Linked DNA regions of Mus musculus: region 1 is linked to region 2. The links are chromatin loops, found by intact Hi-C in ENCODE. Cell type or tissue: left cerebral cortex. All regions are shown on one strand. Links, peaks and the distances in the headings refer to the core of each region. The heading gives the core; the rest is flanking DNA.

Region 1 (2,916 bases), core at 145-2,644, 100 kb before region 2:
CTTATTTTTCACATAACACCTAATGAGCATTTGACAAACCATATGTTTTATTTTCCTGTATTTCTGTACCCCGAGTCTATAAAAGTAGGAATTGAGCTCTGTTGTGCTCACTGCTCTAGTTGTGGTGCTAGTGCTGTGTAGGATTACTTTTAATGAATATTTGCTTAATCAACAAATCCCCAGGACGAGTTTTTAAAGTCTATAAACAGACATTATTAAGTTCAATTCAAGTCTGAGAAGACAAGAGCAAGGAAATATTTGCAGCAAAAAATGTAGCGAGCAGAAACCTAGAAGAGTAGGGAGTTCAGACCTTTCAAAAATGGCATCTAGCATTTTAAGTAGGGGACAAAATGCCCAGGCACAGACAAAAGAAGAAAAAAAAAAAAAACAAAAAACAAACGTTGTATTTTGAAACAGGAACGGAAACAACTTTATATTATTGATGCACCAGGCAGGATACCACTGAATTACCAAGAATACTATACAACAGGGTGCTGCTGTTCACCCACACTCGGGTGAAGAAACAGAAGCGACAGACTTAGGTAGCTGCAGGGTCCCCTAATTAGTAAGCAGGCAGCTTTCACACCTGGATCTGATTGGATGCAAACCCCATGTCCTTTCCTCCCCTGAGATGGCCTGCCCAAACTTGACACACTCAGACTGTACATTTGGTTTTCAGCTAAAGCCCATTTCTCCAAGCCCCAGATAACAGCAGGGTCAATTCATGCCCAGTTACACATTAAACAATTTCACAATTTCACACCACTGGCTCACAGGATGGCTACTGTCTTCTTCTCCAAATCGATCTTCCTTTTCTCCAGAAACTTCTAGAAACTACACTTCATTATTAAATTTACTAAATAAGCAAAAAGTGCCATACAAGAGAGTTCATCAAAATATAGCCAACTGGCACACAGAATCCCACTTTTTGTGAATTGAATTAATAGGATATTGACATTAAGGAGAAAATGAAAGATGACATGTTTAAATAGAAGCAGTCAGATGGTTTGTAACAAAGGTCTTATTTGGGCGGTAAAACACTCGAAGCCATCTGTGGGTCAGTGGCTCCCTGGAAGAACCTGAAGAAAATAGCTTCTAACCCTGGCTGCTTCTTCTGCCCTTAGGAGGCTTCGCCCAGATCTAGTAACTCTTCACAGTGCCAACCAGCCAGGTGAATCTAATATGAAGAGTGGTTCCAGAACTTTCTCTGGGCCCACGTCACTGGGGCAATGGTTCTGAAAGGCAGGCATGCAACAATACAATAATCGTGTCAATAGAATTGCTACACTCCAGAAACCCAAACTCCAAACTCCAATGTATACCCCAGGTTTAAGAGGAGAAAGAGTAAAAGCTTTAGGCAAGCCTAAAGCTATGATGAAGGTAATGGGAGAGAGAAATTTCCTGCTTCTAGAAAGTTACAGGTATCTGTTATTCTCCACCTGCCCAGCAGGTGTCAGCATAAGACAATGTTCCTAGGACTCTGACAGACTAATTTACTAATCACATTAGAAAGTCTCCAGTTTTAAGATGAGTATTGAAGGCAGGGTGGCAAAATTTACACATGAGCCTTTAAAGGTGTAACTTTTAAAGGGATCTATGTTCAATTCCAAGTAAGATTATAAGAGATAAAATGAGGTGACTGGAAACAAAAATCTGGCTTTTGTCTTTCCAGGAGTTCCCGGAGCTTGTCAGTGACCCAGCAGGACTCAGCAAAGCTACAATCAGTTGTGTCAGCAAACACACTGGGCACTGTTCCCTCAGACTCCAGGGACATGGGTTAAAGGTGTTGGGAGAAAGTTATAACTGCACTAAACACACACACACACACACACACACACACACACACACACACACACTTCGTTCTCTAAACATTTCTGGAGATGTTAGCGTCAAAGCCTGGGATTCTGGCGGCCCCAAAAACCTTGGTTTCAGTCACCTGTCTTCACTAGGTCAATTACACTAACAAGTAGGACTGGAAAACAGAAAAGGGAAGAACAAATAAGGAAGTCCAGTGGCTCCCAGATCCATCTGCAGGGTCTTGACATCAGGTTTGGGCTTAGAGGGCGAAGGCATGCCTAACTAAGCAGTTCTGTTCAAGGTTGACTTCATTGGCCCGTTAGTGTCTAGGCTCTATCTGCCCTGCAAGATGGTCTGACAAGTTGTCAGAACCATGGGAAATCTCTTCCTCCGGTAGCTTCAGGCTTCAGTCTTTCCCTTCCTCCAGCATACGATTTCTGGGGAAACTGCAATTTCTTGAGATCCATTATCTGGTAGCTGACAGGAGAGACATGGGTATTGCTTTATAATATCTTCTTTCCTGCCAGGATGGTTGCACAGATGACAAAAGTATAGAGTTATTTACATAGCATTCCCTGGTATGAGGTGTTGTAAATAAGCCAGAGATTTTGTTTTGTTTTAATATTTATTTATTTATTTATTTATTTAATGTATGTGAGTACACTGTAGCTGTCTTCAGACATACCAGAAAGGGGCATCAGACCCCATTACAGATGGTTGGGCAGCATCCAGTGACCATCCCCGGGGAGTGAGTATAGCAAGTGTTGTATCTGCCTTCTCTGCGACAAGCAACCACCATCTTAGAGAGATGGGCTAGGCACTCTTGCAAATGAATTGTTCTAGCTTGGGGGTGGGGCGTGTCACAGAATCCTCGCCCAGTATCCAGCGAGTATCCAGTATCCAGTATCCATCTCTCTACCACCTTTTCCTTGCTATTCTGCTTTAACTGCACGTGACCTTGAAAGGGACTATAGGATATACGGACTGGGATAGTCTAAGGGAGAGAGCGACTCTGTCTATGCTCCCGGGAAGCCCTTATTCCTGCTGGGTAAAGGCTTTCCAGGTGTGCCCTGTGGAAGGGAGGTACACTCACACCCTTCTACATAACCCCTGTAAGGA
Region 2 (2,916 bases), core at 150-2,649:
TCATTCCCTCAACACAGTATTGGTTTCATCAGAGTTGGTCATGTATTGTAACACCCATACCTAATACAATGAATACACATTCTTTTAAAGGTTGAAAGAATGTTCTGGAAGGCTTTGCATTTTTTTTATTAATTTCCATTTGATTGTCCATTATTCAATGCCTGGGGTCAAACTAAATGAAAGATACCCTAGCAGCAACCACACAGTTCTGCCTGTCATGTCTATATCCATATCAGAATTCTTCCTGCTCTCCTTTCCCCACAATGAGACCCGTTCTCCAAATACCCCAGCTCAGGGGTCGTTCTATGGGTAGCCAGGTTTGTCCTGTGAACCATGGCTGAACATTTGAACTAGCAGGGGAAATTTTCTTTGAGGGGTTTTAGAAGATGCTTTCAAGTAAGGACCCTCTTCCCGTGATCTGTGCTTGGATCTGATGGGAAGGGCTTTGGTCATTTCAACTGACAGCCATTCATTCTCTTATGAAGACCTGCCGTCTGAGCAATTCACCTTCAGCCTTCAGAAGACAGAGGAATACTTATGCTCTCCAGGACAGACTCTCCTGTAGTCCTCCTGGTATGCTCTCATATTTGAACCTTTACATTCTTACACTTATTTTGCCTTTATTAAAGTTAATATTTTTTACTTCTAGTAGTTCTTTGTATTGTCAATGCAAGTGTCTCCAGAGCCTTTAGCCCATTTTACATGGACCTGTGGCAGTACAGTTATCTCTATCTGGCATACAGTAGGTGCTTAATGTTCCCTTTTCTTTTCCTTTCTTTCTTTCTCTCTCTCTCTCTTTCTTTCTTTCTTTCTTTCTTTCTTTCTTTCTTTTTCTTCCTTCCTTTCTCCCTTTCCTCCCTCCCTCCTCCCCTTCTTTCTCTCTTTCTCTCTCTCTCTCTTTCTTTCTTTCTTTCTTTCTTTCTTTCCTTCCTTCCTTCCTTCCTTCCTTCCTTCTTTTTCTTTCCTTCTTTCTTCCCTTTTTAAGAGAAGGTTTGTCTAGGTGTCCCTGACTATTCTGGAACTCTCTCTGTTGACCAGGCTGGCCTGGAACTCAAAGACTTGCCTGCCTTTGTCCCCCAAGTTCTGGGATTAAAGGCATGTGCCACCAACCCACCTGGAAGTCCTTGGTATACTAGTTCTGTGATGCACTGGTAAATGTTTGTTTTATGAGTAATATTGACAAACATGTATGATTTTTGTCACTAATGCATTCTTATCTGAGTGATGAAAATTACCAGTAAGTTACAAAGCTCTTCGTTTGAGTTTATTATTTTAATGGGTTCTCTTTTTCTAGGTGCCTTTTAAATGACTTTTCCTCTCTGTTTTGTCGGTTCCCTGAGAGTTCTCCTTGCAGGTATGCCAGCGTCTCTGTCATGGTCTGTGGAGTGCCTTTGTGGGCGTCAGCAGTTGCACTTGCAGAGTCCAACCCCCAGGGGTCAGAGTTAACAAACTAGAAGTGGCTTGGACGAGTTGGCACCCACTCCCCAGCCCTCAGCTCTCTTTCTTGGAGGAGCAAGCAGTCTCTTCCCATCCAGGAGAGAATGTGGCTTTTCCTCTTTACCTAGTGATGTAAAAATGGCTCTGGATGGCCAAATTAGAAGGTAATGCTGAGCTTCTGGTGAGCCAGTTGTAGAGCCTTTTGTACAGGAGACTGCTCCTGGCTTGACAGTTTTGACATTATCTGTTTAAAGACCTTCCTAATCCTATAGCAAGAAAGTTCTTTGCTGATGTTCTAGCTTAGACCAAGCAGGTCCTATGTTCACAATCCTAATGTGCATTGCTATAGAACTAAATCATTCTTTTTTTTTTTTAAAAAAACTGATCAAACTCTCTTCAGAAAATCAATTTTTACAGAAGTACATTTGTATCTGATTTCAGCTCAGAATTATAGTAAAGGCCAAAATAATACATAATAAGATCTAATTATTGCTGGGGAATGGCTCAGTGGGTAAAGTGCTTACCGTGAAAACATAAAGACTGAGTTCAGGCCCAGAATAAGTGCAAGGTGGGGTAGCACATACTTGCAATTTCGGCATGGTGGGAGGCAGAGGCAGGTGTTTCCTATGGGTCTGGTGGCCAATCAGTCTAACTGAAACAGTTAACTTCGTGAGAGCCTGTCTCAAAAAAAAAAAGGTGCAGACTTTTAGATGTTAATTTCTTCCACATGTGTCACATAAGATATCTCACGCCCTTCCCTGTATTCACACAGGCGCGCACTCACATTTGTCTGTGTGTGTGTGCATATGTGTGTGTATGTGCATGTGTGTGTCCAAACACACAAATGCTTACAGTATTAAATGTCCAAATTAATATCATCTCCCACATCCTCAGAAGAACTTTCCTATTAGAAAGTTATTTCTTCAGATTGGAGTGAATATTACCTCCTTAAGGAACAAACAAATGTCTCAGAGTTTTCTATAATCCAATTGGCTTCAGTTTTACCCGGCGGAAGGACATATACAAAAGCAAAAGCCACCACTATGGTAATGGACAATCATGAAGACTAGAGGAATTCCAACTCCCAGCAATCCCTCTGTCAGCCTAGCACAGCTTCCACCATGCAGATCATTCATCTAAGCCCTCCGCAGTCTATTCTGAAGACATAACTTCCTAAAACTCTCCTTCTGAAATCTTACTGCCATTGCATTCTTCAAGATAACAAACAATGCTTGACATTATTCTCAGCCAACTCAAAGGAAGTGCCTACCTTCCCTTGTTAGAGACGTGGAGTCCTTGTGCTTACAGATAAGCACTAGGGGACCCTGGAGGGGACCCTGGAGTGATAAGCACACAGGGTTGTTCCTTCAAAGGAAGGATGCATAACCTGATATCATCCAGAAGGCTGGGAGCAGAGGTGGTGAATAGGCTGGAGATGTTGGTGCTATCTGTGTGGCCAGATCACACAGACTCCCAACC

What was found. A loop is a pair of places that touch in the nucleus more often than their neighbours do. Peaks named below come from ENCODE experiments on the same cell type or tissue, not always from the same donor. Only the 100,000 strongest peaks of a DNase experiment are listed, where the experiment ranks them.
Region 1: it touches region 2 in a loop (1.9-fold over the local background); 22 of 42 quality-filtered maps call a loop at or near these places.

What each region holds. Positions count from the first base shown.
Region 1 is chr12:32,244,575-32,247,490 of GRCm38, reverse strand. Gm33308 (a long non-coding RNA gene) reads right to left here and starts at 1,226. Exons shown (of 3, transcript XR_381433.1): 1 at 1,101-1,226. In left cerebral cortex, for the core only: a CTCF peak has its summit at 1,449 (motif pointing right); a DNase peak (open chromatin) is centred at 1,463.
Region 2 is chr12:32,143,236-32,146,151 of GRCm38, reverse strand. It overlaps Gm40374 (a long non-coding RNA gene), which reads right to left and starts at 2,785. Exons shown (of 3, transcript XR_872664.1): 1 at 2,708-2,785; 2 at 1,962-2,114. In left cerebral cortex, for the core only: a CTCF peak has its summit at 1,411; a DNase peak (open chromatin) is centred at 1,431.